Regions from separate parts of the Homo sapiens genome. Here all the other regions are linked to region 1. A link is a loop called in an ENCODE intact Hi-C map of the cell type or tissue named here. Cell type or tissue: mammary epithelial cell. All regions are shown on one strand.

Region 1 (4,000 bases):
TCCTCATCCATCTTGGTGCCTTGGCCCTACCCCCAGGGGACCCACACCGCGAGAACAGAACAGTGGGAGCTGGACCTGAAAGGGAGTCCTTGGAGAGGTCCCATGGAAGGGGACTGGGGATCAGTGCCAGGGCCTCCTGGGGGCCACTCACCCTCAGCACTGAGCAGCTTCCGGTCCTTGTACAAGTCTGTCAGGAAGAGGCTGTGGACCAGTGTGGACTTCCCCAGGCCTGACTCACCTGCACACAGGTACAGAGAAGGAGCTGCGTTAGGTCTGGGGCTCCAACGACAGAGCTTGGCTGGCCAGTGACCCCAGCCACTCCCCCGAGGAGCCTGGCCCACTCACCAGCCACCATGAGTGTGAAGTCAAAGCCTTTCTTCACCGACTTGCGGTGCACCTGGTTGGGCAGTGTGGCGAAGCCCACGTACTGCTTGTCAATGTCCTGGGGACAGGATGGAACAGGGTAGGGACACAAAGGTTTCTCCAGAAGCCCAATACCCTGTCTCTTACCAAATGCGGTATGAGGAGACAGCAGAGGGTACGGTTCCCAGGGTGGGGCATTTCGTTGGCAAAAATAAGGGGAGGGCCCGTGGGCAAAAGCCTGGAGATAAGAAGGCAGGCGAGGTGGTGGCAGGAGAAGGCACCCCTGGCCCCAATCCCAGGGAGGGCTCTGCAGGGACCGACACTGTATTTATTCCGTGGGGAGATGTCAGGCCGCAGCAGGCACAGGCGATGTCCTCCCTCCTCGGGCAGAGGGCAGCAGGATTGGGACCCCTGGGACACACTCAAGGCCCTCCATAAGCCGGAGAAGCTGGGGGCCTCGACACTCACCCCTCCGGAGAGTGCCAGGGGGCGGGAGGCCCCACCTGGCCCGGATCCAGCCGCGGGGGCGGCGGCAGCGGCGGTGGCGGAGCAGCGCCTATTTATAGACCGCGGCGCCGAGCCTCCCCCGCCCGCGCGCCCAGGCGCCCAGCCCCCGCAGACCCTTGGGGCCCCTGGAGGGGTCCCACGGCCGCATTCTCCGCCGCGTTTTGGAGTCGCGTGAGGTGAGGCCTGGACAGGGCACGTCGCCCCACCGTGGGGCCGCGGACCTGCGAGGCCGCTGCGGAGGGAAGGGCTGAGCCTAGGCGCTGGCGGGCCGTGGCGCGCGGGGACGGGGACCCCATGCCGAGTCCCGGAGCCCGCGGGGTCACAGACCCACGTTCCGCCCTCTCCACACACGCACCTTGAGCCGCCTCTGGGCCTGGGTCCGCGGCGACAGCAGCTGCTCCACCAGGCGGTCCTGGGGCGCTGCCAGCGAGTCCATCGCGGCGACCCCCCCAGGCCCGGGGGCACGCTCGGACCCCAGGCCCGGTCAGGCCGCCAGAGCCCGGCGACAGCGAGGGACCTTGGCGCGGCTCTGCCTTAGGCTGCGTTGTCCACCCCGTTTTGCGGACGCGGGAAGTGAGGCCTGGACAGGGCACGTCGCCTACCCGGGGGATCGTCGACCCCCGAGGCCGACCGAGCCATCCCCCTGACTGGGCGAACTGGCCCCAAGCTGTGGCGGCGTCGCAGTCCGGGCAGGCCCCGCTCCCGCACCCGAGCCAGAGGCGGGGCGTCGCAGGCGCCCGCGGAGCGCGCGGCGGGGGGCGGCAGAGACGGCCCCGCCCGCCGTCGCCGGGAAACGGTCGCCTGGAAATTGGGCCGCGGGCGGAGCCACCCGAAAGCGGCTGCGGAGGGCAGGGCTGAGCCGAGGCGCGGTCGGGCCATGGCTCGCGTGGACCGGGAGCCCTGCCGCGCCCCCGGGGCCTCAGTCCGGGCTCCAGGACAGCAGGAGGGGACGACCGGGTCCTGCACGCGGGCCGGGGCGGGCCGGGAGTCGGTAGCCACCGCGCGTCCCGCCCCCAAGAGGTGCTGCGCGGCTTCCGCCCGCCAGAGGGCGCCGGAGGCCGCTCCCGGGACCCACGCGCAACAGCGCGGGTACCCGCCCAGTTCAGGGCCCGCCGTCTTCTCGCAGACTTGCCCGAAAACCTCCCGGCGGCGTCTCGACGCCCCAAGTGCCCACAGACACGCCGCGCCCTGCACCCCTCCCCAGCCCTGCTTGGGGCTGACCTCCCCCGTGCGTGCGTGCGTGCGTGCGCGCGTTTGTGTGTGCGCGTCCGTGCGGGTGTGTGTGTGTAATGTGTGTGTGTGTAATGCCTGCGTGTGTGCGCGTGTATACATGCGTGTATGCGTGTGTGTGTACGTGTGTGCATGCATTGGGTATGTGCGTGTGCGCGGGTGTGTGCATGTGTGTTTGGTGGACTCTTTCCCAAGACATTCGGGGGACCGGAGGAGGGCAGAGCCCACCTTTTCTGAAGTCCAGCCTGCCTGTCCCCTAGGAGGCTTAGGGTGGACAGAAGGGAAGGGAAGGGAAAGGAAGGGTGCAGGCTGCCGGAGTACTGGAGGTCCCTGCAAAACTTGGAAGCCCCCGCCAGCCTGCTGAATAAACGCCGGCCACCCATGCGCTGCCCTGCAGCCCTCAGGTGGCCCTGCCCTCAGAGACAGGGGTGGGGGTGGGATGGGACCCATCTCCCACGTGCTTCTGTGGACATTCCCTTGCCCTCTGAGCATCCTCACCAGCTCTGACCCACAGGATTGGAGGGACTGGGAGCTCCTGCCAGCCGGGCCTCCCTCCCATGTGGCTACTCCAGGGACTGCGGGGGTCTCCCGAGCTCCGCTCTGTGGGCCACCCACCTCCATGACCCCAGTAGAATCCCAACAGGCAAGCCCAGCGGAGCAGGACATGGGGCCTGGAAAGGTTCCAGGGTAGGACTGGTCAGGCCAAGCCCCTGCACATTAGAACATTAGAAGCTGGAGGCCCCAACCCCACCCCACCCCACCCGCCACCAGCCCTCCCTTAGGCTCTCCTGGCTGAGAGACCTCCTCCACTTCCTGTCCAGGCCCTGGTCCTGTTGTGGGGCCTGGACCACTGGCACCTGGGGAGGAGGGGCAGGCCCACAGCTGGGAACAGGAGAGCCTTTCATCCCAGGGAAAGGGGGCAGCTCCAGGCCCCCCAGCTCTACCAGTGCATCCCTCAGTCCTTGCTGCCAGAAAGCCTCCTCACTGGCCCCAGCCTTCCATGGCCCTGACCTGCAGGAAGCCTCTAGGCTGAGTCCCACCCAGTTTCCAACTGAGGGTCCACACCTCGAAGCCCAGCACCCACCCAGACAGGCTGGCATCTCAGGCCCAGGGCATCTCCAGGAAGACAGACAGCCCTGGGCCTAGGCCTCAGGCTAGGAGGTGTCTAACAGAGTGTGTGGCTCTCAGACTGCCTGCCTCAGTTTCCCCATTGGTAAGGCACAGCCTCTGGGGAGGCCCAGGTCAGGAGGGCAAGAATCTCACTCTCAGCGTTCAACCCACCTGCCCTGCCACCCACTGGGGCCCAGTCAGGGCCTGTGGATTCCCTGGGGGAGCCTCAAGGAAGGGGCCGTACCTGCCACCCCCTTTCTCTGGTCCCCAAGTGACAAAAGATACTCCCAGGGCTTCCTGAGCCATATGACACAGCTGCGCCCATCTCCTCCCAATGCCTGAGCCTCTCTGGCACTTCCATTCTTAGAATCACCCGAGTCAGCTCTGGGAGCAGCAGCCAGGGCCAAGAGATCACCGGTGCTGCCTGTGAGGAGGTGGGGGCACAGAGCGTAGTGACGGAACTCCCCCAATGCCTCTACAGCCCCCTTTCAAAGAGCAAAAAGAATGCTTGGACAGGCTGAGGCTCAGCAACGGTGGTAGCAGGGAAGCTGCCATGTGCTTCCAGCTCCCCCAGACCCACTGGTCACCCAGACACCTGGCCTGGCTCCTGCTCCGGGGCTCCCTTCCTTGGCCACACAGTGCCTTCTTCCTCTGGGCTTGGAGGCCTGGGAGGCCTGGGATGGGGTGAGGTGGACTCCCGGTTGACCTCAAACGATGGGCACCTCAGCAGGAGGGGGTCCCCACCCTGCAGTAATGGGCAAGAGAACCTGGCTGCACCCAACAGCAGTGG
Region 2 (4,000 bases), 420 kb after region 1:
TCATTCCTTCTGTTTTAGTTTTCAGTAATCTTTTTTGGAAAGTGGCCAGTTTTATTGTAGTTATTACAGATTGAAGGATTAGACCTGTTCAAAGGTTTATTGGGGTATTTTGACTGTCTACACTTGGTGGATACTTGTTTTAGTTGCAAATTCATAACTTTACTCACTTTATTCTTTGGTATGGCCTCTTTATCTTTTTCTTCTTTAAAGTACACAACGACCCGTCAGCAAGATTAATCAAATCATGGGTTTGAGAAGTGGCCCAACTAAGGCACTGTCTCTTTACTATTAGAGTGAATTCTTTATCTAGAACATTCATAAAGTTGGAGTTGAGGAAAGTATCTTTTCTTTTTCTTTTTTTGAGATAGAGTCTCCCTCTGTCGCCTAGGGTGGAGGCAATGGCGCAACTTGGCTCACTGCAACCTCCACCTCCTGGGTTCAAGTGATTCTTCTGCCTCAGCCTCCCAAGTAGCTGGGATTACAGGTGCATGCCACCACGCCTGGCTAATTTTTGTATTTTTAGTAGAGACGAGGTTTTACCATATTGGTCAGGCTGGTCTCGAACTCCTGACCTCAGGTGATCCACCCACCTCGGCCTCCCAAAGTGCTGGCATTACAGGTGTGAGCCACGGCACCCAGCCCAGGAAAGTATCATTTTTATGATTAGCATCACTCACCTCACATAAGCCTGAATATTGTCTAAAAGTCTTTTTACATCTTTCAAAGTATAACATAACTGACTCTGGATTTTGTATATATGGTTATATTTTATGCCAGTTGACTACCTTTTGTTTGTTTGGTTTTTTTTTTTGAGATGGAGTCTTGCTCTGTCGCCCAGGCTGGAGTGCAGTGGTGCGATCTCGGCTCACTGCAAGCTCCTCCTCCGATGTTCACGCCATTCTCCTGCCTCAGCCTCCCGAGTAGCTGGGACTACAGGCGCCTGCCACCACGTCCAGCTAATTTTTTTTTTTTTTTTTTTGTATTTTTTTAGTAGAGATGGGGGTTTCACCGTGTTAGCCAGGATGGTCTTGATCTCCTGACCTTGTGATCCGCCTGCCTCGGCCTCCCAAAGTGCTGGGATTACAGGCGTGAGCCACCGTGCCCAGCCTTTAGGCAATCTTTTATTTTCCTCCTGCAGTGAAGTAACTTTATCAGAACCTCTTCTGGATGCTTCTAAATACCTCTAAAAATAAATCTCCCAATTATTCTATTTTATCCTAGAACCCGATTTTTCTTTTTCTTTTTTATTTTCTTTTTTTTGAGACGGAGTTTCGCTGTTGTTGCCCAGGCTGGAGTGCAATGACGCCTAATCTCAGCTCACCGCAAGCTCCGCCTCCTGGGTTCAAGCGATTCTCCTGCCTCAGCCTCCTGAGTAGCTGGGAATAAAGGCATGTGCCACCGCACCCGGCTAATTTTTTTTTATTTTTAGTAGAGATGGGGTTTCTGCATGTTGGTTATGCTGGTCCCGAACTCCTGACCTCAGGTGATCCGCCCGCCTCGGCCTCCCAAAGTGCTGGGATTACAGGCGTGAGCCACGGTGCCCGGCCAGAACCGGATTTTTCTAATTGAGCACACAAATAATTTAGTTTAGGCATTTCAAAGTACCCTACTTTGGCCATTGCAATTTTGGTTCTTCGTGAGTTCTTCAAGAGACAATTTTTCTAAATAATGACAAGAAGTAAAACCGTAAGTACTGTACAGGTATCCAGCTGGAGTCTCTAAAGATGGACCTCTCCACAAGGAGGACTCTATTTTAGATAGCTGATCGCCTATAATTTGTATTCTCCTCTTAAGTGAAAGGGAAAGATGTTTTGGATCAAATGTATTATTTATGGGAATAGCTCCCCCGTGTGTTACCCTTGGATCAGTTCTTTCCTCTTATGTGTCTCAGTGAAACCCAGAAATTCTGGGAGCTTAAGGCACTGGGACATCAGTACCTTATATATATTTACTGAATTTAAGCAAATTTCCCTGTATGTTCTTCTTTGGGGATCCCCTGTGTGACCATTTCTCATCACAAGTGATAATCTCTGGCACTCCTACAAGACCTCAGTCACCTAAGGTGCCTTTTGGTCAGGATGAACAGTGTACGTTGCCTTCAGGACTTATCACATTCTCATAAAGATTTTTTTTTAATTAATTATTTTTTTTTTATTTTTATTTATTTTATTTTTTTGCAGAGACAGGGTCTCACTATGTTGCCCATGCTGGTCTCGAACTCCTGGTCTCAAGTGATCCTCCAGCGTCGGCCTCCCAAAGTGCTAAGATTACAGGAGTGAGCCACTGTGCCCAGCCAATAAAGGTCTTTTATAAATTTTTGGTCACTCAAAAAAAGAATTTAAATGTGCCAAATTGAACTGAGCTTCAAAACCTGGCTAGTTTAAGGTCACAATTTTGCTTAAGCCACAGAAATTCATATCTTATTAAAGGGAAACTGCTTTTCCTTTAACCAGATTTTGCATGAGAGAAAAGGTTGCAAACTTTAGCAAGTAAGGCAAACAAAACCTTAACCTTAAAAAAGAATGAAACCGTAAACCTGCAAACAACAGAATCTCTCGAGAGATAAGAAATGAAACTCCTACCTTAAAGATTTAAAGTAGAACTTTAATTCCAGCCCCATTGAGTATGGAATCAGGTCATTTGAACAATATACGAATCTCATCTAAGCCAGGGAGATTCAAAATGCAAGAGGGGTCTCACTTAGGGCTCCCATAAACTCCAGCAACAGTCTGTACTGGTACCACCTATCTGTTAGCAAAACAGCAGGAGTCAGTGGCAGAAGCTAACTTCAGGTCCCATCTGGGTCACTAGTATGTCAACCTGAAATAATTTAAAGCATCAGAATCCAGTTTAAGAGTTTATGCAAGCACAAAGTTGAGGATGAATATCCGGAAATACAGACCCCAAAGGAATGGGGTCAGTGATCCCAAGCTGAAAGGTTATGGTCTTACTTATATAGGCAGCAAACAAAGAAATTTAACAGAATTACATTTTTCATACAAGGGTAGTTTATGAGTTACTGCAACTTTATTAGTTATAGCTTGTTTTCTTTCCCAATTTAAAGGAGTATAAGAGAATATTTAACATTTTATTTTAGACAATGTGATAGTTGTGAGGTCATTGTGTAAGAGAAGAAAGAAGGAAGCTAATCTATAATGAAGATCAACAGTTAAGAGAGAAAGGGTCTTCTCTGGCATCCTTTAGTCTTTTACAACATTTTATAAAACAATGTAGGTAAAGAAAAAGCTAATCCATAATTAGAGGAACAAAGGTTACAGCTGCCTAGGTTACAGCTGCCTGTTGTATGACTTGGGCCTCATAACCACATTTCTTTAAGGTTCAAAATAATTTAAAGTTCCAACCACTTTGATTTTGAATTTCTTATTTTCACATAACAAACAACCTCAACATCTCTGTAGTTTATAATCTCATTTACTTATTTTTTCTCACTCACAGGTCAGTGGTTCAGTTGGAGTTTGGCCAATCTTAGCTAATCTTGCATCCAAGATGCAGACTGGGCTGAGATCTACTTTATACATGCCATCCTGAGCTCCAAGCTCAAAAGGCAATGGCTAGGGGGGACAAATTGTACTCACGGACACAACAGAAGTGCAAGAGTGCAATCCAAACAATGTGGGACAGTTAAATTTCTGCTCATATCACACTTCTAACATCCAATGAGCTGAAGCAAGGCACAGGGTGAAACCTGGAACCAAGGGGTGAAGAAGCACCCTCAATCCACTACAAAGCCATGGCAAGAGTGCAGAGGAATAGAACTCTTACAAGGCCTTAAGACTTGGGACCAATTATTCAATCAACTACAAATCTAACCTTTTTTATACCCCTTTCTCAGATGATGCCTGGATTACCCCAGTTCTGACTTACTATAGATTTTATATATTTAAATTCTGACTTTTTTTTTTTTTTTGAGACAGAGTTTCACTCTGTTGCCCAGACTAAAGTGCAGTGGCACGATCTTGGCTCACTGCAAGCTCTGCCT
Region 3 (4,000 bases), 86 kb after region 1:
ATGAAGTACCACAGGCTGGGCGCCTTAAACAACAGACACCTACTCCTTGCAGTCCTGGAGGCTGGAAGGGTTGGTCCTTCTCAGGCCTCTCTCCCTGGCTTGTCAATGGCCGTTCTCTCCCTGCGTTCTCACGGGGTCTTTCCTTTTCCTCTGTGCCTGTCTGGGTCCTAATCTCTTCTTCTCCTTCTTTGAGACAGGGTTTTGCTCTGTCATCCAGGCTGCAGCACAGTCGCATGATCGTAGCTCACTGCAGGGCTCAAATGATCCTCCCACCTCTGCCTCCCAAGTAGCTGGGACTACAGGCATAGTCCCAGGCTAATTTTTGAATTTTTTGTAGAGACAGGGTCTTGCTATATTGCCCAGGCTGGTCTTGAATTCCTGGGCTCAAGTGACCCTGCTACCTCAGCCTTCTGAGTAGCTGTGACTACAGATATACAAGACCACACCTGGCTAACTTTTTTTTGGTAGAAATGGGATCTCACTCTGCTGTTCAGGCTAGTCTCAAACTCCTGGGCTCAAGCGATCCTCCCATTTTGGCCTCCCAAAGCACTGGGATTATAGGCCTAATCTCTTCTTCTTATAAGAACACTTGCCATGACTTCTGGTGTGTGTTGCCAAGGTGCGGGCCTGGTGGGCCACAGGGGCAACATTATTGCCATCGTCCTCTCCCTCTGTCCCGGGGGTCGAGATGTCAGGACTCAGCTCTCCAGAGACGGAGGGCTGTCGTAACCTACTTGGGCTACTGGACAATGAGGAGATTCATGGCCCTGTGCAGCACCGTCACCAATTGCCTGGTGCAGCCCAAAGACCACCAATGTAAGGGCAGACCTGTGCCATGGAACACAGCCACTCCTTCCCAAGCCTCATGCTGACCCCAGGTCACTGGAGCCTGGGAGTGGAGGGGGTTCGGGGCCTAGAACCCAGTTAGTCTCAGACCCCGCTTAGGCAGAATCCTGGGGAATCCCTGCCACCATGGCAGATCCACTGCTCTGAAACTGATACGGAAATGCTGAGAAGGGAGAAGCATGGTCCCTTTAAATGATACGGAAGGGGGTAAGGGAAGTGCCAAGGGAAGTGCGGGTATAGGAGGGCGTTTTCTGACCCTGCTACCTCAGCCTTCTCAGTAGCTGTGACTACAGGTACACAACACCACACCTGGTTAATTTTTTTGGTAGAAACAGGATCTTATTGTGTTGTCCAGGCTAGTCTCAAACTCCTGGGCTCAAGTGATCCTCCCACTTTGGCCTCCCAAAGCAAAGACCGTTTCTTACTAAGGCTCCACCCCCACGGACCTAAGTGAGGACAGGCATTTCCTGCCTTACATTTTCCAAGACCGCTCTTGCTGCCACGCCCCATCGGGCGCCTATAAAAACCCAGACCCTAGCAAGGCAGAGACAGGAGCGGCTGGACGTGGAGAGGAGCACACTGGCGGAGGAATCCACAAGTGGCCGGCTGGCGAGAGGAATGCGCCCACAGGCACAGGCATGCCACTGATCGCGGAATGACGTGGAGTTTGGCCGGGAGTCGGAAGAGTGTCTGGGCCACCCAGCTGCCCCACTCCAGGGGAAAACCATCTGTCTTCTGGTTCCCCCATCTGCTGAGAGCTACTTCCACTCAATAAAACCTTGCACCCATTATCCAAGCTCATGTGTGATCCGACTCTTCCGGTACACCAAGGCAAGAACCCGGGATACAGAAAGCCCTCTGTCCACGCGACAAGTAGAGGGTCTAATTGAGCTGGTTAACACAAGCCGCCTATAGACAGCAAAACTAAAAGAACAAACAGTAGCATACGCCAACTGGGGCTTCAGCTGTAAACATTCATCTCTAGACCCTGCTGTGGGGCCTGAGCCCCACAACCTGCCCATCTGTATGCCCCCTCTAGCGGTGGGAGAAGCAGGACACAGAAGAAACGAGCCACACCCCCATCCCACACCCTGCAAGGCGGACAAAGGAACCTTTCCCGTTTCGGAACCACTACACAGGCTTAGGCAGCTGGGCCCGCCAGGAGGTGGTGGCAGTGACAATGGCGCAGCTTCCGGGATTATCCATGTCATGGGCAGCACTTGCTGATTTGAGGATTTGGAGCACCTTTCATGTAATGTTAGTGGACAGTCCAAGGGCAGAACTTCTGAGGCGTAAAAACGTCCACCTTTCTGGTCACATTTAAGTACTTGGCAACACCAGGGGGTGGTTGTTATACCTCCAGTTACTAAAAAACACAGTCTTATTTAGCGTATAAAAGCAATCACAGCCAAAATTGAAGGAAACACCAGAGCCAGTTACAAAGACAGAGGACATCCAGCTCTTTCGACAGCAGGCAAAAGATTAAAAAGCTGAAAAGGTTGATTTTCATTGCCTGGGAGAATTCTGTCACCGGGTCTTTGGACTTCTTAATTCTCACAATTCTTTCCTGGGACCACCTCAAGATGAATGGGAACCACAGCATGATGTCCAGCTTAGATTCTATTACAACAAGTCAGAACAAAACGTGATAGACTCAGCTTAGATTCTATTACAACAAGTCAGAACAAAACGTGATAGACTGGCTGGGTGTGGTGGCTCACACCAGCACTTTGGGAGGCTGAGGTGGGTGGATCACTTGAGGTCAGGAGTTTGAGACCAGCCTGGCCAACATGGTGAAACCCCATCTCTGCTAAAAATACAAAAATTAGCCAGGTGTGGTGGCACATGCCTGTGGTCCCAACTACTCGGAAGGCTGAGTCAGGGAATCACTTGAACCTGGGAGGCAGAGGCTGCAGTGCCCCGAGATCACGCCACTGCACTCCAGCCTGGACAACCAAGCAAGACTCTGTCTCAAAAAAAAAAAAAAAAGAGGTCAGGCGCGGTGACTCACGCCTGTAATCCCAGCACTTTGGGAGGCCGAGGCGGGCGGATCACGAGGTCAGGAGATCAACACCATCTTGGCTAACGCAATGAAACACCGTCTCTACTAAAAATACAAACAATTAGCCGGGCGTGGTGGTGGGCACCTATAGTCCCCTACTGGGAAGGCTAAGGCAGGAGAATGGCGTGAACCCGGGAGGTGGAGCTTGCAGTGAGCCGAGATCATGCCACTGCACTCCAGCCTGGGCAACAGAGCGAGACTCCGTCAAAAAAAAAAAAAAAAAAGGGATGGACTACCATGGGACAGAAATCATGAGTCTCCGTTTGCCGTCACTAGTAAAAGAAGAATTTCTTTTTCTCAGCCCAATGTAGAAATGTACTTCTTCTCTTCATGGGCTGGTGATGGTTGGAACTGCTGGGAACTGCTGGGACATCGAGGGAACACTTGCTTGGGCATTTTTGAACAAAGTTTTGGGCTCACCTGCTGCCCTTTTGTGGAGAATACTTGGAAAATCAAATTTATCAACCTGAGAATTGTTGGAGACAGTTCCCTTGCTCCTGGAATTACTGAAACCAGCTGTTACATTTGAACAAGGTGGTCTAGAGGCCTTTCATAATATAATCACCTTACATGGCACCAACACAGTGCAACATCACGTAAAGTAGGCATTGGTGGTGGAACTGGAGAACAAGCTTTATGTAGTGGAAATGAGGCACCGCTGAACAAACGAGAACTGGGTTTACCTGACCCCCTAAAGCACTGAGCACCGTCAGCCTAAAATATCTATACAGAAACACTTCCAAATACATCAGTAATGTCTAAGTGATTTCAGATGTGAGGATTGACCTATTTTAGTTGAAATAACTTTCTGAACTCTAGACTTAACATATTCTGTGAATACTTACCTATTTTTACCTGAGTCGCAGCAAATGTTCTGAAATGTTCTGAAAGCTTAACACAAATAAATCTCACTTTAGATGTTATAGAAAAAAAGAAGAAGAAGAAGAAGACCCGTCATACGGGATCAGGGCCCACACTAATGACCTCATTTTAATTCATTCAGGTCTTTACAGACCCTGTCTCCAAATACAGCCACATTCTAAGGGAGCAGGGCTTAGGACTTCAACAAGTGAATTTGGGGGAACACAGTAC
Region 4 (4,000 bases), 760 kb after region 1:
CTGCAGCCCCAAGGGATGGGCAAGGCCATGCCAGCTGGAGTCATCCATGTCCCCTCGGACATGGTGGCCTCATTCAGAGGGCACCATGGAGAAGGGTACAATGAGGGTGGCTACCAGAGACAGTGGAGATGAGGCGGTCAGGAAGCCCAGTGACGGGCCTGGAGGGGACACACGGCCAGCTGGGCACAGGGCACGAGGCCTTTGTTCTGCGTGCTGTGGCATACGGTGCTGGCTCTGGCCCATCTTTTGTTAGTGGTGGGTTCAGCTCTGTTCCTTGGAGCTCCCTTAGCCCAGGGGTCCACCTCCCCTCTGGGCAGCGCCAATCAGCGCATTCTGCCTCAGCCAGCTGTCAGCCACCTGGACCTCCTCCCTCATTTTACCATCCTGGAACATCACGGTGCCTGGGGCAGGCCATGGAGACCTGGCTAGCCCATGATCTGCTCAGTCCTCATCAGCTGTTGTGACAGAAACAAGTCTGTGCTGATGAGCTGAGCCGACCAGGCTGCAGCCCTCACTTCAGGAGAGGGTCAGGCCCAGCCAGGCCTGGTGAGCAGGTGTGGGGACGGACGGGTGCTCATGTGTGGGAGGTTTCTTAAGAGTGGGTGAGAGGAGGACGGAGAGGGGACCAGTGAAGGAGAGTGGAGGGCACTGCCCCCGTGGGGCAGGACAGGGTGGGGCTGGTGTTAGCTGGGTTGGGTGTGTGGGTCTGGCAGGGAGCCGGGCATGGGAGTGGGTCCCGAGGAGTGCGAGGTTGGAGCCAGGACCATGGGCCTCACCATAGAGGCCTCACCCCAGGGCAGAGGGAGCTGACAGACGGGGCTGACGGGAAGGGGGGCTTCCTGTCATCAGAGGACAGCCCATGGCCACCTTTGTGGGGACCCCACAGGGAGAGGCTGGCCCCTGAGGATGCTCAGACCTGGTTCAGCATGGCCAGGCCCTGGCCTAGCCCAAGGTCAGCACTGGCCGCTACCCTGGGGGCTGAGTCTCCGTCTCGCCCTGTGACATGGTGCCCACACTATGAGCCAGTGTCAACCCTTTGCCCATGTCCCGGGAGCCTTGTGTGTCCATATTCACGGCTGAGAGCCTGCCGTGGGGGTCTCTGCACTGGGGGAGGTGGGTCCAGGGTGTGTGGCCCCTGAGATTGTCCATCATGAGTGCCACCTGGAAGGTGCCGGAGCCTCACCCTGTCCTCCAGGGCCCAGAGTGTTTTGGGGAGATCCTGTGCTGGCATCTTGGCTGGGCCAGGATGGTGTCTAGGAGGGACCCTTGGGAGGGAAGCAGGGGCATCAGGGGGCCTGGTGCTGGGGTGGGTGGCAGGAGAGGCCTGGAGGGCGGCGGCCCAAGCCAGTGGCTGGGCAGGTGTCAGGAGGGAGAGGGGTGAGGCCTGGCCTCCCTGCCGCAGCCAAGCCAGGGCCTGGGTGTCCTGGGGGGTGGGACAAGACCCAGGGCAGAGGCAGGGCTGCTTGCATGCAGGGTGGCCACATCCCGGCCTGGTGAGTGCCGGCCGCTCAGTTCTGCGGCCCTCTGCTGCCCTCCGCCGGCCGCCTCTGTCCCTGCAGGCCCAGCCATCTACCTGCAGATCTGGACAGACCCTCAGACCCCAGGCTGGGAGGTCTCAGGAGCCAAGACGGGGTTGAATCCCATTTGAGGGCATCTGAAGGCGTGAGAGCCTATGTCAAGCCCCTGCCCAGCCTTGCCTTGGCCAGCAGCTCCAAGGGGACTCTGGTGGGCAGTGGCTAAAGATGACAGAGGGGCTCAGAGAGGCTGAGCTGCTCTGTAAGGTTGCACAGTGAGCAGGGGCCGAGTGGCCTTGGGAGAGGCAACAGCAGGAGGGTCCTCGTCATGGCCAGAGCCCGGGGACAGGAAACCCCTGCTGGGTTCCCCCACCAAGTAGCTCCCATTCCCAGCCCTTAGGGTGTCTCAGGAGAGGTTCCGGGGGAGGTCCCACCTGCCTCCTGCCTTCTCCCCCAACCACACCCTAAATGGGTCCCAGCTCCCCAGCCCCTCCCACAAGGGCTCACCCGCCAGAGCTCGGGGAGAGGCCCTGCAGGGCGGCTGTTTCTCCGTGTGCTGCAGTCCTCTGGACACTGAAAACCAATCGCAACCATCTTAATGGCATTTAATATGCACAGTGAAAGTCAGCAGCCACAGCCACGGGCGTGTGCTCAGGGCAAGGTTTACATGAAGATGCCACCAGGCTTAGCCCATGAGTGGCCTCCTGGGTCCCAGGAGAAGTGTGGGGTGGGGGTGCAGCTGGGTGGGCCATGGTAGCAGAGACCTGGGGAGGGGAAGTGGGAGGTAGGAACTGGGCTAGGCAGGGACTCAGGGGAGGCTGAGGCCTGGAACAGGGAGACTGAGACCTCAAGGAGGCTGGGACATTGGGAGTCAAGACTTGGGGAAGCTGGAACATGGGCAGGCCGAGACGCAGGGGTTTAAGAATGAGGGTCTGGTGCAGACCTGAGTTGGAGCCCAGCCGCTGCTGGCCCGACGTAGCTGGAGAGTGTGCTGACCCCATGGTGGCTAGAGAATGTGCTGTTGATAGGGAAGGCAAGTGCTGGGAAGGGAAAAGTGTGGTCCATTTAAATGATACGGAAGCAGGGAAAGGAAGTGCTGGGTAGAGGAGGGCATGGTCCCAGACTAGGGCTCCAACCCCACGGACCTAGGTGAGAACAGGCACTTCCTACCCAAATGTTGCATTTCTCACGACCACCCTGGCCTGCCACGCCCCCATCCTGTGCTTATAAAATCCCCTGAGACCTTAGCAGGCAGACACAGGCAGCTGGACGTGGAGAGGAGCACATCAGCGGAGACACACACGGGCGGCTGGATGTCGAGATGAACGCACTGATAGGCACCGGCATGCTGGCAGGCCACTGACTGGCAGAACCACGCGGAGTTTGGCTGGGGCAGTTGGAGGACAGCCCGGGTGCACAGCGGCCCCACTCCAGGGGAAAACCTTCCCACTCCACCCCCTTCTAGCTTCCCCTATCTGCTGGGAGCCACCTCCCCTCAATAAAACCTTGCACTCATTCTCCAAGTCCACGTGTGATCTGACTCTTCTGGTACACAAAGGCAAGAACCCCAGGATCCAGAAAGCCCTCTGACTAACACAAGCCACCCTACAGACGACAAACTAAAAAAGCCCCCGTGACACACGCCCACTGGGGCTTCAGCTGTAAACCTTCACCCCTAGACACTGCTGTGGGGTCGGAGCTCCACAGCCTGCCCGTCTGTAAGCTCCCCTAGAGGTTTGGGCAGTGGAGCACTGAAGAAGCGAGCCACTCCCCTTCTCACACACACTGCTAGGGCAACAAGGGAACTTTTTCCGTTTCACTGGCCCAAGGTGGCTGGACAGTGTGCTGGCCCCACGGTAGCTGGAGAGTGTACCGTGCTCCCTGGCTTTCCTCCTGATGTATAAAATGAGTTAGCGGGTCCTGGGGGCTGTTCCCACAGTGACGTGGTGGAGGCTGACCCTGACACCCACCCCTGCTGAATGCTCAGTGAATGGTGGTTGCTGTCAGGAAGCATCATTGCTGTCCTCCATCAGTGTCTGTGGGGATGGGTGACTCTTGGAGGATGCTTCCAGCAATGTTGCACTGCCAGGACAGAGGCCATCCACCTGCCTCTGGGCTTCCTGGTGTGAACAGATGGATGGATGGGTGGGCCTGCTGCGTGCAGGGAGCTGAGGCTGGGTCTTCACCTATGGGCAGGAGGCTACACAGGGCTCTGGGAGAGACAGCACTGTGGCTGGGACAGAGCCCATGTGATGAGATGCCCTCGGTGCCCCTGGCCTCCCTCCTTGCTCCTGCCCCTCCAGGACATCACCCAGAGCCCCCTTGCTCTTTTGGGGGGATGCCTGGTGCCTGCGGTTTCTGTCACTCTTGATCCCACCCACCCCTGCAGGTTGCTGGCAGGACAAGTGCAGGAGTCATCTCACGGCTTTCCCTGGGATCTCTGTACCCGCTGAGAACCGGGAGCTGCACACAGCCTGTCCAGCATC
Region 5 (4,000 bases), 220 kb after region 1:
ACGATGGCACAATTGTAGCTCATTGCAGCCCTGAACTTCTGGGCTCAGGAAATCTTCCTACCTCAGCCTCCTGAGTAGCTTGGACTACAGGTACACACTATGACACCTGGCTAATTTTTGAGACAGAGTTTCATTCTTGTCGCCCAGGCTGGAGTGTAATGGCGCAGTCTCGGCTCACTACAACCTCTGCCTTCCGGATTCAAGCGATTCTCCTACCTCAGCCTCCTGAGTAGCTAAGATTACAGGCACCCACCACCACGCCTGGCTAATTTTTTTTTTTCTATTTTTGGTAGAGACAGGGTTTTACCATGTTGGCCAGGCTGGTCTCGAATTCCTGACCTTCCAAAGTGCTGGGATTACAGGGGTGAGCCACCATGCCCAGACAATTTTTTTTTTTGAGACAGGGTTTCACTTCATTGCCCAGGCTAGTCTCAAACTCCTGCACTCAAGTGATGCTCCTGTCTCGGCCTCCCAAAGTACTGGGATTACGGATGTAGAATTAAGGATGTGAGCCACTGCAAAGGCTGCCTCCTTCAAATCTCACACTCCTCCTGTCACTTGACTTTACTGAGTACAGGCTGAGCAGCAGGAGTGGGGAAGGTGAAGCTGTACTGTATTCTCTTCCTCTGCATTCTCCGACACTCCAAGTCCCATGTTTGTGTGAAGCTCCCAGGGCTTCACAGTTAGGAAAAAGACCAAAATCACACACATACCCAGAAAGGGGCTGCATCTGACACTCCTGGTGGGGACAAGGGAAACACCCTCCCTGTGGGAGGACAGAGCTGCTTATGTGGCACTGACCAAGGCAACAAATACTCCCACACAGCTGCCGCAGGGGCTACGTACCACAGCATGTCATTCAGGTCCTTGGACAGCATCCAAGCCAGCTCAAACATCACCATGGCTGACTGTAAGGAAGCAGAGAAGTCTAAGGCTCATGGGAGGGGCATGTGCTGGGGCTGGGCCATGCAGCCAGACTGGACTTGAGCCAGAAGGGCCCTGGCAAACCCCTGCGGATGGAGGGTCTACCTGGCCAGGGCATGTGGGTGGATTCCAGCCCGACATGTGGGATGAGTACACGCTAAACTGAGAAGAGGAAGACTGAAAGTAACTCCTTTGCTACCTAAAATCATTACTGTCTGTATATTTTATCCTGTAGCAAGGGAAGAATTCACTTGGTAGGGGCAGCCCGGGTGCAGCACTGGCTGGGGCCTCTTTGTATCTCCCTGTGTTCCTCAGTGATGCCCAAGGCAGGCACTGAATCCCAAAGGCCAGGAGACCCCATCATTTGCCTGGCTCTGCATCCGCACACTCCTCCTGCTTGGCTGGCGTCCTCAAACACATTCCCAGGAAGGCCAGGTGAGGCAGAGCCCTGGGTCCAATTATTTGAATATTAAAGAGGGAGGGGCCTCAGCACCTCTCTTTCCAACAGGGCTGTCCACATCGGAGCATTTAACTCCCATAAGCAGAGGGTCTCTATTTGGTAAAAGACCTTGAGGAAGACTGGTGTCTGACCAGAAGACCCTAAGATCCCCTTTGCCGTGAGATGCGGGCTTCCTCCAGGGAGAGAATTTCCAAGGGAACTGGCCCCATATATCTGGAGGGAGTTATCTTCTCTAAGTGAGCATCAGCACCCTCCCCACCAACTGTTTAGAATTTTCCATTAGCAAGGACTGAGCAGAGACAGCAAAAGGATGATCCTTCAAAGGACAATGGAACCTTGACAATAAAAGGGACACTGGAAATACGGTGCTTAGAGTTCAAGGTCCCAGTATTAAATTCTAAGACTAAATACAGGATGTTTTATTGAAACTTATTTTCTAGGGCTCCTTAAGGCCTTGAGCTCTGCTCAACACTATTGACATAGTAGGTTTTCTACACTAAATTCTGTTTTGTAAAAGACACACACTGATGGGCCATTATAAGTCTATAGCGTTTTATCTTCTCGCACAGAGACTGGTACAAACTCATTCTGTGTTTTTGATGAACAAAAATAAACGCTGCTCTTCTTTGATCACCTATTGGGTGCAAACGACCATTTTAATAATTACCTCTGAAATGAGGATTATTCTCTTTACAGAGGAGGAGATGTTTAAGGCTCAGAGAGCTTGCAACACCTGCCCAAGGTCACACAGGGGGAAGACATGGAGCTCAGATTCAAACCAGGCTTTTGTGGCTCTAAAATCTACGTTTCTTCTTCACATTTGAGGACACTGACCCCTGGAGTCAGAACTTTATAGTGAGTTCCACCTATTCATACTTACCGATGTCCCATGATATTCATACTGCTCGTAGTCAAAGAGGATGTCTCTTCTGTAATGACATAAAATGCAGGTCTTCAACAGGAAGTAGCAGTACAGGAAGCCAAATATTTTGGAAAAATGCTAAACTTGACAGTATTCAATGAAATGCAAATTAAATCATGGTACTATTTGTTTTCACATATTGACTCTTGGTTTTTTCTTTTTTGTTGAGACAGGTTCTTGCTATGTCTCCCAGGCTGAAGTGCAGTGGTGTGATCACAGCTCACTGCAGCCTTGACATCCTGGGCTCAAGTGATCCTCCTAACTCAGCCTCCTAAGTAGATGGGGCTACAGGCATGTGCCACTACACCCAGCTAATTTTAAAAAAATTTTTTAATAGAGACAAAGTCTCACTATGTTGTCCAGGTTGGTCTCAAACTCCTGGGCTCAAGCAGTCCTTCCACCTTGGCTTCCCAAAGTATTGGGATTATAGGCATGAGCCACAACACCTGGCCACTTATTGACTCTTTAGCAGAATGTATATGTGTAACGTTGGGAAATTAACACAAACTGCCAGTGGCAATGTATGATGTAAAGTGGTATAGTTCAGAATTCCATTTCAGAGAAATTGTCCCATAATTACAATTCAAAGGAAAAAGCAAGACAAAACTTGCTGTGTGCACAAAGTAATTCACTGAAGCCTTATTTATAATGGCAAAATATTGGAAGTAACCTACATTTCAAAAAGAAGGGAAACTGCCAATTAAGTACTAGGCTGTTTAGAAAGCCTGTTCAGAACTATTTTAAATGGTTATATTAAGTAGAAAGATGCAAAATCAGATGTATCATGTAAAATATGCACAAGTATGTATAACCCAGGAATAGAAACCCAAACCCAGAATCTCTTTTAATTAGGCAGTGTGATTATGGATTATTTTCACTTTTCTTTCCTTATGCTTCCTGAAATGGTTTTATATTATCCTTTTTTGGTTTGTTTTTAGAGACAAGGTCTCGCTCTGTCACCCAGGCTGGAGTGCAATGGCACAATCATAGTTCACTGCAGCCTTGAACTCTCCTGGATTCTCCTGCCTGGGCCTCCCAAAGTGTTGGGAATACAGGCATGAGCCACCACACCTGTCTTACGTTGTCCTTATCCGAGGGGGCAGCCTTCCTCCTGTGGCAGCGGCAGGAGTGCATGCCCTCAGCTGAAACAGGGGGAACATCAGCTGGATGGCCTGGGAGACCTTCCATGAGAGATCCAGCAAGGGCTTCCCCCGGGACCCACCTCAAGGGCGCTGCTGCATGCTCACTTCAAGCTAGAATAACCTTTCCAATATTTTCATTTTAGAGCACTTCTTATAAATAATTTGTAAATCAAAGTATCTACATTGGAAAAACTTGATAAAAATAAAGAGCCAGGGCCATGGTCTCTAATGGATGGCATGTACCTGGGAGACCTTGGGGCTGTCCTGTCACTCATGGGACCGGCGAACAACCTGGAGCTCTTCTCCAATGCAGCGGCCACAGGTTCACTCCCAGAGCCACTGGCCCAAAGGTTCTAAACTCAATAAATTATCCTGAGACAGGAAGTCAGAGGTATGGGTGGCACCACAGACCCCCAGGCAAGTGGGCTTCTGGTGCTGGGAGCAGCTGGAAGCACAGACTCACCTCCGGGCCTCCCACTCTCGCCGCTGCCTCCTCCGCATGGTTTGCTCCACTATCTCCTGATACAGGGACAAAGAGAACAAAAGGTGGAG
Region 6 (4,000 bases), 240 kb after region 1:
CTAAATTCGTCTGGAGGGGAATACTGTCAACACGTAATTTAAAATAACGTTTAAAAATACCTATAAAAGGGGAAATAAATCACGAAAGGGCATTTTAATGCTTCTACTGAGGGTGTTTTAGAGCCTAGCGTCTTCGCCTGGCCTTTTCTCTTTTGCAGCCGACGCTTTGTCCCGGGCACCCCCCCTCCGGGTCTCGGGTCCGGCACTTCCGGTGAGCCTCTGGGGCGTACCGGCTTGGCGCGGCGGCAGCGGCAGCGGCGGCTGGGAGAGCGGTCGGCGGGGTTTCTTCGTTGCATTGCCTGAGAGGAGCGGAGTCTGCCAGGTGGTGTCCATCATGGTAAGCGCTGACGGGCAGCGGGCGGGGGCTGGGCCTTGGCCCGGGGCCTGAGGTAGGGCCCGGCGGGGCAGGGCGGGGCGGGACGGCGGCGGAGGTGCCGAGTCACCCGGGCCTGAGTCCGGCCTGCAGGCTCATCGGCCGCACCGGGCACAAGCAGGACCCTTGACCACTAACCGCCTGTGGTCGCGTCCGCCGGTCCTGAACGTGGCTCGCATTCTGTCTCAGCCGGACTTGCCCTCCTTGACGAAAGAAAGGAAGGTTTGTGTCCATTCACGGGTTTCCCAAGTGCTGGACGCGCAACAGGTTTCCATAAACCCAAAGTTAGTTGCAAGGTTGCTGGGGATGGGAACAGAATCAGGGCGCTCCCCAGGGAGAATCCGTAGTGGGCATCCCCCGCTCTTGGGGGACACCCAGCTCTTGCCCCAGCTCCGTGAGCTCCGTGCCTACGGGTTCGTGCCTTCGAATCTGTACAGCGGTGTTGTGTTCGGTAATGATAACGATGGAAGCTAATACCTGCTGGTACATTTCCTGTTACACAGCTTTTAACACCTGTACTCCCTCATCGCGGCTTATTTCTTTTAATCCCTACAATCCCTTTGGAAGCAAGGATGATGATGATTTTAAACATGAGAAAACTAACGTTTACAGAGGTACTTTATTCGAGTCACAGAAGTAGGGACTGGAGAGTTGAAGCCAAGTCTGTCTGGCTGCAAAGCACTCTACGGTATTGTCTTCCTGTCACCTGTTTATTTTAGTAAAGACAAGGAATGATTGTTAGATTTTATCCCAAGTGTGTCACTGTCAAACCCTGGCTTATTTCTATTCTTGAGTTCATCCACTCAAGAATACCTGATATGTTCCAGGCAGTGTGCTAGGTCTCGGGATTGAAAAGGAAAGTGAGAGATGGGATCGGGAGCAGCAAAGAAGGGGCAGAAGGTCGGGTTCATGGGTAAACTGCAGGCAGGTTGTTAAGTATGTTGCCCCTTTGTGCGGATTTACCTTTTATATTCAAAGAGAAGAAATGGCTTACATAGGTTGGCTAGTGAGAAGCACTCAAGGGAAGCAAGCCCCTACCCTGTTCTGGCCTTGTTCACCCAGAAACGCTATTTCCTGTGTTATGGTTCTGGCCAAGATTTAGCTGAACAGTTATGCTGCTTAAAAGAAGAAAGACAAAAGATTGGAAATTACTGTGTTAGAGTGCCAGGGAGTAAAGAACCATCCCAGATTTTAGGCGGGAACATGCTATGTTTGCATTTTGGGAGATGGCTAATTCAGCTTGCTAATTTTGGAGTTGCTAGTAAACTGCTTTGTCAGTAGGTGGCATTCCTTCTACTAAATATATATTTGGAATCAAGTCAAGAAATTTTCTCTAATACAGATTTTTTTTTAGTTGTGGTTAAAAAAACCAAATTTTTATCATCTTAACCGTTTTTCAGTCTATAGTTCAATAGTGTTGAGTACATTCACGAGCAACAGATTTTCAGAACTTTTTCATCTTGCAAAAGTGAAACTCTACTCACATTAAACAATAGCTCTCCATTTTCTGCTCCTCACAGCCCCTGTCAATCTCTGTTCCACTTTGTCTCCATGAATTTGCCTACTCTAGGTACTTCCTAGAAGCGGACTCATAAAATATAAGTCCTTTTATGACTGACTTACTTCACTTGGCATGATATCCTCAAGGTTCATCCATGTGACAGGATTTCTTTCCTTTTAAAAGCTGAATAATATTTCATTGTATGTATATACCATACCACAATTTGTTTATTCATTCATCTGTCATTGGACACTTGAGTTGCTTCCACCTTTTAGCTATTATGAATAATTGTGCTATGAATACGGGGTGTACAAAAATCTCTTCTTGATTCTGCCTCCAGTTCTTTTGAATATATATCCTCCTGTGAGATTTTAGGTGGTTTCAGTTACCCGAGGTCAACCATGGTCCAAAAATATTAAAATAGAAACCACATTCACATAACTTTTATTACAGTATATTGTTGTAATTGTTTTATTATTAATTGTTAATCTCTTACTGTGCCTAATTTATAAATTAAACTTTTTTTTTTTTTTTTTTTTGAGATGGAGTCTTGCTCTGTTGCCCAGGCTGGAGTGCAGTGGCACGATCTCGGCTCACTGCAACTTCCACCTCCTGGGTTCAAGCGATTCTTCTGCCTCAGCCTCCTGAGTAGCTGGGATTACAGGCGTGTACCACCACGCCCGGCTAATTTTTGTATTTTTAGTAGAGAGAGGGTTTCACTATGTTGGCCAGGCTGGTCTCAAACTCCTGACCTCAGGTAATCCACCTGCCTCTGCCTCCCAAAGTGCTGGGATTATAGGCGTGAGCCACCGCACCCAGCCTATAAATTAAACTTTATTGTAGATATGTATAAGAAAATTGTAGATATGTATAAGAAAAAACATAGTATGTATAGATTTCAGTATTATCTGTGGTTTCAGGCGTCCACTGGGGATGTTGGAATGTATCCCCTGTGGATATGGGGGTGGGGGGTGGGAGGAATACTGTACTTTGAGAAAACCTTCAAATTGATACATGTTTGCTAAGCCTCATCTTAGTCTACAGTTTAAGATCTAGGATCTTATCTTTTTAATGGCATCATGTTTTAGCTTTGCTTGTTGCTGTAAGAAAGCATCATAACATAGTGTAACGTGTACCTACTTTGTGCTGTGAGAGCACGCTGGAGAGGCACTAGACCTGACCCTCAGCAGAGCAAGAGAGGCTTCCTGGGGAAAGGAAAGGATGGTAATTGGAACCCAGGGGAAGGGGTGCAACCACTGGGTACCTGTTCTTCCTGCTGCCTGGAATGTCTTTCCCTCTTTTTTGCCTGGCTCCCTCTCATAGCATTCAGGTCTTTGTGCAGAGTCCCTTCCTAACCACCTATTTAAAATAGCATTCCCAGGAGCCCTGTGTCTACTTACCCTGCTGCTTGTCTTCAGAACTGCCAGACACACATGTGTGTGTGTCCGTTGCTTGGAGTGTATATCTCTCTTGCTTTGAGTGTCATTTTCACCAGGACAGGGGTGGTATCTATTTTGTTAGTGGACAGACATCACTGGAGTGGTGCTTCCCTTGTGCTCATATCAGAGCCTGGCAGACAGTAGGCACTCAATAAAGAGATGTTTCAATTAACAAATATTGTTTAGATTAATGATAATAGGAAAAGTGTTCAAGGCAGAGGAACTAGCCCAGGCAGGAGTCTGTGGGGCTGTCAGTACAAGTCTCTGAGGTATGCAAGAGGTTGGGCCTTGATCCTGAGGATGAAGATGGGAGCATAGCCCTGAAAAAGGTTCAGGACAGGCTTGGCATGGCCTGTTTTGTATTTAGTAAGATTACATTGAAGATTTCAGTACATTGTGTTCTCTGACAATGTTTAGTAGCATTAATTACTCTGACATGTTTTGGCTTTTGACATGAAGAAATGTACCTTTGTTTTAATACTTGTTTCTCTTTCCTCCTTCTAGTTCTCTTTCAACATGTTCGACCACCCTATTCCCAGGGTCTTCCAAAACCGCTTCTCCACACAGTACCGCTGCTTCTCTGTGTCCATGCTAGCAGGGCCTAATGACAGGTCAGATGTGGAGAAAGGAGGGAAGAGTATGTGCTTGTTTTTATTTGAATAGTAACTTTTCCTGCCCTAAGTCTGC
Region 7 (4,000 bases), 610 kb after region 1:
ACCTCACCCTCACCGAGTAGCTGGGACCACAGGTGTTCACCATCATATGTGGCTAATATTTTTATTTTAATTTTTGTAGAGACTGGATCCCTGTGTTGCCCAAGCTGGTCTCCAACTCCTGGGCTCAAGTGATCCTCCTGTCTCAGCTTTCCAAAGTGTTGGGATTACAAGTGAGAGCTACTGTGCTCAGTGTGGTCTGTGTATCTTTACTAAGCTTTTGATCAAAGACTTTTTTAATTTTAAAGAAGTCTGATTTATCATTTTTTCTTGTTATGGTCATGCTTTCTGTTTTTGTCTAATAAATCCTTGCCTACCCCAAGGTTACGAAGTTCTTCTCCTTCCCTAGTAAAATCTGAGCTTCGTGGGGGCAGACACCTTATGGTTCTCCTCCTGCTCTTCTCACTTGTGTCCTGTACAACACCTGGCCCCTAGGAGGTACACGGCGGTGTTCATGGAAGGAGCAAATGAGTTGTCTTAAGGATTCATAATAATGTATTCTAAGCACTTGATATACTGCCTGGCACATGCAAAATGAGCATTCAGGAATCTGATTTGACTACAGCTGTTCTTTCTCTTAGAGAAATTGGCTGCGCTATCCTGTGGCTATGATCGAAATGTGGTGCGAGTGTTGGATGAAACTGCTGGCTGATGTTTACATCAGATGCGAGATAGCTCTCGCTCCAGTTCTGTCCCACCCTCCTGCCCTGGTCTTATTCCCAAGTATGTAGCCCCTCCTGCCCGAACCCCCATGAAATAAGGACTGATTGCAAGTTGCTGTTCTTTTCTTGAAAGTGTCACTCATGGAATAGGTATGCTTGGTGGACCTGCCTTTCTCTTCTTTCATCTTATATGATCCCTTCCTTTTTCTTAGGACCTTCCCTTCTTTTCTAGGATAACTTATTTTAAACAGGGCCTTCTTTCCCAAACATCTGCCTAAGGAGAAGCCACAGGGCAGAGCAGCTGAGCCAGTGTTTTGGTTGGACAGCATCTACAGATAGATGGTAGCAGGTGGTGATCACTTCTTCTCCTGGAGGTAGAAAATGCTTGTTATTTATGAGAAATAAATGCTGAAGCATAGGCCTTGTCCCTTTGTTCTTGTGTGGTGTTCCCCAGTGTCAGTGTTGTGACCCCTTGGGCTGTGGGAGAAAGTGGCTGGCACTCCCCTAGCGCTTGGCAACCCTACTCCCTCTCCACTGTTGCAGGAGAGCTGGCCACCTGTCTCCAGTGGTGGTGATGGGGAGTCAGGAGCTCCAGGGTCCAGGGGAGGAGTGACTGAGGGTGGAGCCTTCACTCAGAGATTCCACTTGCCCCGGGGGCTGTTTGGAAATGGGTTTGGTGGTTATGTGTTTGGGGAGCTACTGCCATTTAGGGAGCCATATCAAAGAAGTTGCAGGCATATTTCAAAACCACAGCAGGAGTGTTTGCAGGTGTAAAATATTTTGTTCTAGTAACTGGCCACTGGTAGGGAAAAAAAGTACAATATGTTGGTACATCCTTGGCTCTGCACCAGACTGGTGGTGGGGCTCTGGTATCCCTGGGCTTTGTGCAGTGAGCCCCCAGAGGCTCTGCTGACTGCTGTCTCGGTGAAGGAAATGGCTCAGAACTGGAAAGTTTGGACCTGGTCCTCTAGGGAGTCAGAATGCAGAGCCCCACCCAGGGGCTCTGCTGGCTTCAGGGATGGGGATTTGGGTCAAAGAGCCCACAGCCTGACCTCTGATGCCCATTCTGCTGCTGCCAACTTGATGTGGGACACTGAGTAGGCGGGTCAGCCCCTCTGAGAAGCTAGCTGGCTGGACTAGTTGGGGGTTTCAATACATAGAACAGCTTCGGGCCTTCCTTCACATTTTGCTAATGAAACTTCCAATCTCATCATTTTCCATGAGCCACACATGTCTTGTTCCCGTTTGAACTCTGGGCCCTCATGGGTGAGGAGCCGGCTGGCCTCTGGGCTCCTTGTGGCTTGAGGTTCAGATGCTGGCATCGTTGGTGCTGTAGCCTGGTGGCTGCCAGTACAGAGGATGCTCAGGCCTCCAGGTATCAGCAGTCTTCACTGCCCCCTGCTGCTGAGACGCAGTGGCAGGTCAAACTGCACAGAACCCCTGGCCATGGTTCCTGCCTCCCATCCTCTCTTTGCCCTTGTGGGTCCCTCTCAGAGCATTTATCTCTGCAGAGGACCTCCCAGGATTGTTCCTAAGGGTGGCATATGTGAAACTTCAGCAGCTGAGCATTGTTGGAGTAATTTTCTCTTTTGGGCCTCATCACCTCCGTGGAAGTCAGGAGGGATAGGCAGGGCAGGATGGTCACCTCCATGCTTTACAGATGGAGGAAGCAGCCTGGCGAGGCTGAGCAGGGTTGCACGGGCCAGGAGCTGAAGCCTGCTGTTTGTCTCGCAACGGATCTCTGGGGCGTCTTTCCAAGCCAGTCTCCCTGCGTGGTTCCAGGAAGCTACAGGGGTGGGGAGGTTGTGTGCTGGCCTGCTGGTGCTACGGGGCAGTGGCAGCGATGGGGAAGGGGCTAGACGGGCTTCAGGGGAGAGCTGCAGGGACTGGTGAGCCGGGACCCCCAAGAACCTGGATGTGGGGCTTTGCGGGAAGGTTAGAGGTGGCCCTTGGACTCCATAAAAGGGCAGATGGCATTTGAGCACTGTAGAGAAGGCAGGGAGTTTGTGATGTGATCACAGTTGGTTCTGGGATGGTCTGTGCACTGTTTGGAATGCCAGGTCCTGCCTTTCCTCACTTCCTAGCTCTGCCCTCCCAGGTCTGCTCTCTGTCTGACGCAGGTTGGTGTTCTGATGATGCACTCCTCCATCGCCAGCCGCGTCCCTTTCTGGAGTTATAGCACATCCCATGAAGCTATCTGGTCCCGAAGTCCCTCTGGGGCCCCGGAGTACAGTGTGCCTTCCAGAGCGTGCATCGCTCCCTTCCCCACTGGGCAGCACCTGTTCAGAATGGGTGCTTGCCAGAGGCCTGCCCATGGCCCCTGGTGGCTCAGATGCTGGCCATCTCTGAGGCCCCATTCAAGGCCCTTATTATTCACTCTTGCCTCAGGACAGAGGTGACCCCTCCATTTAGAAGGTCACCGAGCAATATGCCCTCTGTTTTGTCTTTTAGTTGTGCTATCAACAGTGGTCTCTGTCCTCCCTATTTTTTTAGTTTTTGAGATGGAGTCTCATGCTGTCACCCAGGCTGGAGTGCAGTTGTATGATCTTGGCTCACTGCAACCTCTGCCTCCCAGGTTCAAGCAATTCTCCCCACCTCAGCCTCCCAAGTAGCTGAGACTACAGGTGTGCGCCACCACGCCCAGCTAATTTTTGTATTTTTAGTAGAGATGGGGCTTTGCCATGCTGTCCAGGCTGGTCTTGAATTCCTGGCCTCCGGTGATCCACCCGCCTTAGCCTCTCAAAGTGCTGGGATTACAGGCATGAGCCACCGTGCCCGGCCCTCTGTCCCTTCTTGAGGGCATCTGGAGAAGAGATGGCTGGCCCAGGGCAGAACCCAGCATCCACACCTCTGGTCTCCTGGAGATGCGTGGTCGCCTGTTACAATAGCCCAGCCAGCCCTTGGCTTCCAAACCTTCTCCCCTCTGCTGCTGCTGCTGCTTTGAAGTGTGCTGGACAAATCTCCCTTTCCTAGTAGCAACTTGTATGGAAGGTGAAATGACCTGTGGGAAAGCCCCACTGGGAAGCAGCTGCCAGCTCTTTCCAAGACAGAATGTGCAGTAAGGCTTTACTGCCAGGTGTGAGCAGGCCTGCCAGGGATGCTGGAACCTTCTGTTCTGGGCACTCCAGCAGGGCATGGGTGTCCCCTACCCCGGGTGTGGGAGTCTGTGTCTGATGGGTCTCAGACTGCTCTGGTGGAGACCTATCTTAGTGGGCTGTGAGTAGTGCGAGCAGATGGGCTGGAATTTCTCCTGCATTTCTTTGCTGGAAATGTTTTGATTTTCTTAGTGATGTAACTGTGGACATGTGTGCTTCTGCTAGTACTCTGTCTCCCTCTTGTTC

What was found. A loop is a pair of places that touch in the nucleus more often than their neighbours do. Peaks named below come from ENCODE experiments on the same cell type or tissue, not always from the same donor. Only the 100,000 strongest peaks of a DNase experiment are listed, where the experiment ranks them.
Region 2: a loop joins it to region 1, with 4 times the contacts of the local background. A loop is called at or near these places in 10 of 110 quality-filtered maps.
Region 3: a loop joins it to region 1, with 11 times the contacts of the local background. A loop is called at or near these places in 22 of 110 quality-filtered maps.
Region 4: a loop joins it to region 1, with 20 times the contacts of the local background. A loop is called at or near these places in 3 of 110 quality-filtered maps.
Region 5: a loop joins it to region 1, with 13 times the contacts of the local background. A loop is called at or near these places in 9 of 110 quality-filtered maps.
Region 6: it touches region 1 in a loop (6-fold over the local background); 11 of 110 quality-filtered maps call a loop at or near these places.
Region 7: a loop joins it to region 1, with 10 times the contacts of the local background. A loop is called at or near these places in 3 of 110 quality-filtered maps.

The regions. Positions count from the first base shown.
Region 1 is chr22:19,716,044-19,720,043 of GRCh38, reverse strand. SEPTIN5 (septin 5) reads right to left here. Exons shown (of 12, transcript NM_002688.6): 3 at 346-442; 4 at 152-238. It overlaps SEPT5-GP1BB (SEPT5-GP1BB readthrough), which reads right to left and starts at 2,824. Exons shown (of 12, transcript NR_037611.1): 1 at 1,226-2,824; 2 at 346-442; 3 at 152-238. RefSeq lists enhancers at 258-758, 759-1,259, 1,607-2,247, 2,248-2,889 and silencers at 851-1,030, 1,435-1,605, 1,582-1,761, 1,772-2,191. In mammary epithelial cell, a CTCF peak has its summit at 1,913 (motif pointing right); a DNase peak (open chromatin) is centred at 1,913; H3K4me3 peaks cover 947 bases.
Region 2 is chr22:19,298,033-19,302,032 of GRCh38, reverse strand. All of the region lies in intron 1 of LOC105372859 (a long non-coding RNA gene), which reads right to left. Among named protein-coding and RNA genes, the nearest start is that of CLTCL1, 8.3 kb to the right of the region's middle. In mammary epithelial cell, a CTCF peak has its summit at 1,855; no DNase peak of the experiment used is centred here.
Region 3 is chr22:19,630,263-19,634,262 of GRCh38, reverse strand. It overlaps the pseudogene LOC100129254. Among named protein-coding and RNA genes, the nearest start is that of LINC00895, 65 kb to the right of the region's middle. In mammary epithelial cell, a CTCF peak has its summit at 1,882; no DNase peak of the experiment used is centred here.
Region 4 is chr22:18,952,127-18,956,126 of GRCh38, reverse strand. No RefSeq gene overlaps it. Among named protein-coding and RNA genes, the nearest start is that of DGCR5, 16 kb to the left of the region's middle. In mammary epithelial cell, a CTCF peak has its summit at 1,552 (motif pointing left); no DNase peak of the experiment used is centred here.
Region 5 is chr22:19,494,294-19,498,293 of GRCh38, reverse strand. It overlaps CDC45 (cell division cycle 45), which reads right to left. Exons shown (of 19, transcript NM_003504.5): 6 at 3,912-3,967; 7 at 2,265-2,313; 8 at 847-908. Among named protein-coding and RNA genes, the nearest start is that of CDC45, 16 kb to the right of the region's middle. In mammary epithelial cell, a CTCF peak has its summit at 2,212 (motif pointing left); a DNase peak (open chromatin) is centred at 873.
Region 6 is chr22:19,475,420-19,479,419 of GRCh38, reverse strand. UFD1 (ubiquitin recognition factor in ER associated degradation 1) reads left to right here and starts at 227. Exons shown (of 12, transcript NM_005659.7): 1 at 227-337; 2 at 3,818-3,950. The coding sequence starts at 335. RefSeq lists a silencer at 391-460. In mammary epithelial cell, a CTCF peak has its summit at 1,611 (motif pointing right); a DNase peak (open chromatin) is centred at 259; H3K4me3 peaks cover 2,424 bases; H3K27ac peaks cover 2,978 bases.
Region 7 is chr22:19,104,481-19,108,480 of GRCh38, reverse strand. All of the region lies in intron 1 of DGCR2 (DiGeorge syndrome critical region gene 2), which reads left to right. Among named protein-coding and RNA genes, the nearest start is that of DGCR2, 16 kb to the left of the region's middle. RefSeq lists an enhancer at 1,847-2,347. In mammary epithelial cell, a CTCF peak has its summit at 2,066 (motif pointing left); no DNase peak of the experiment used is centred here.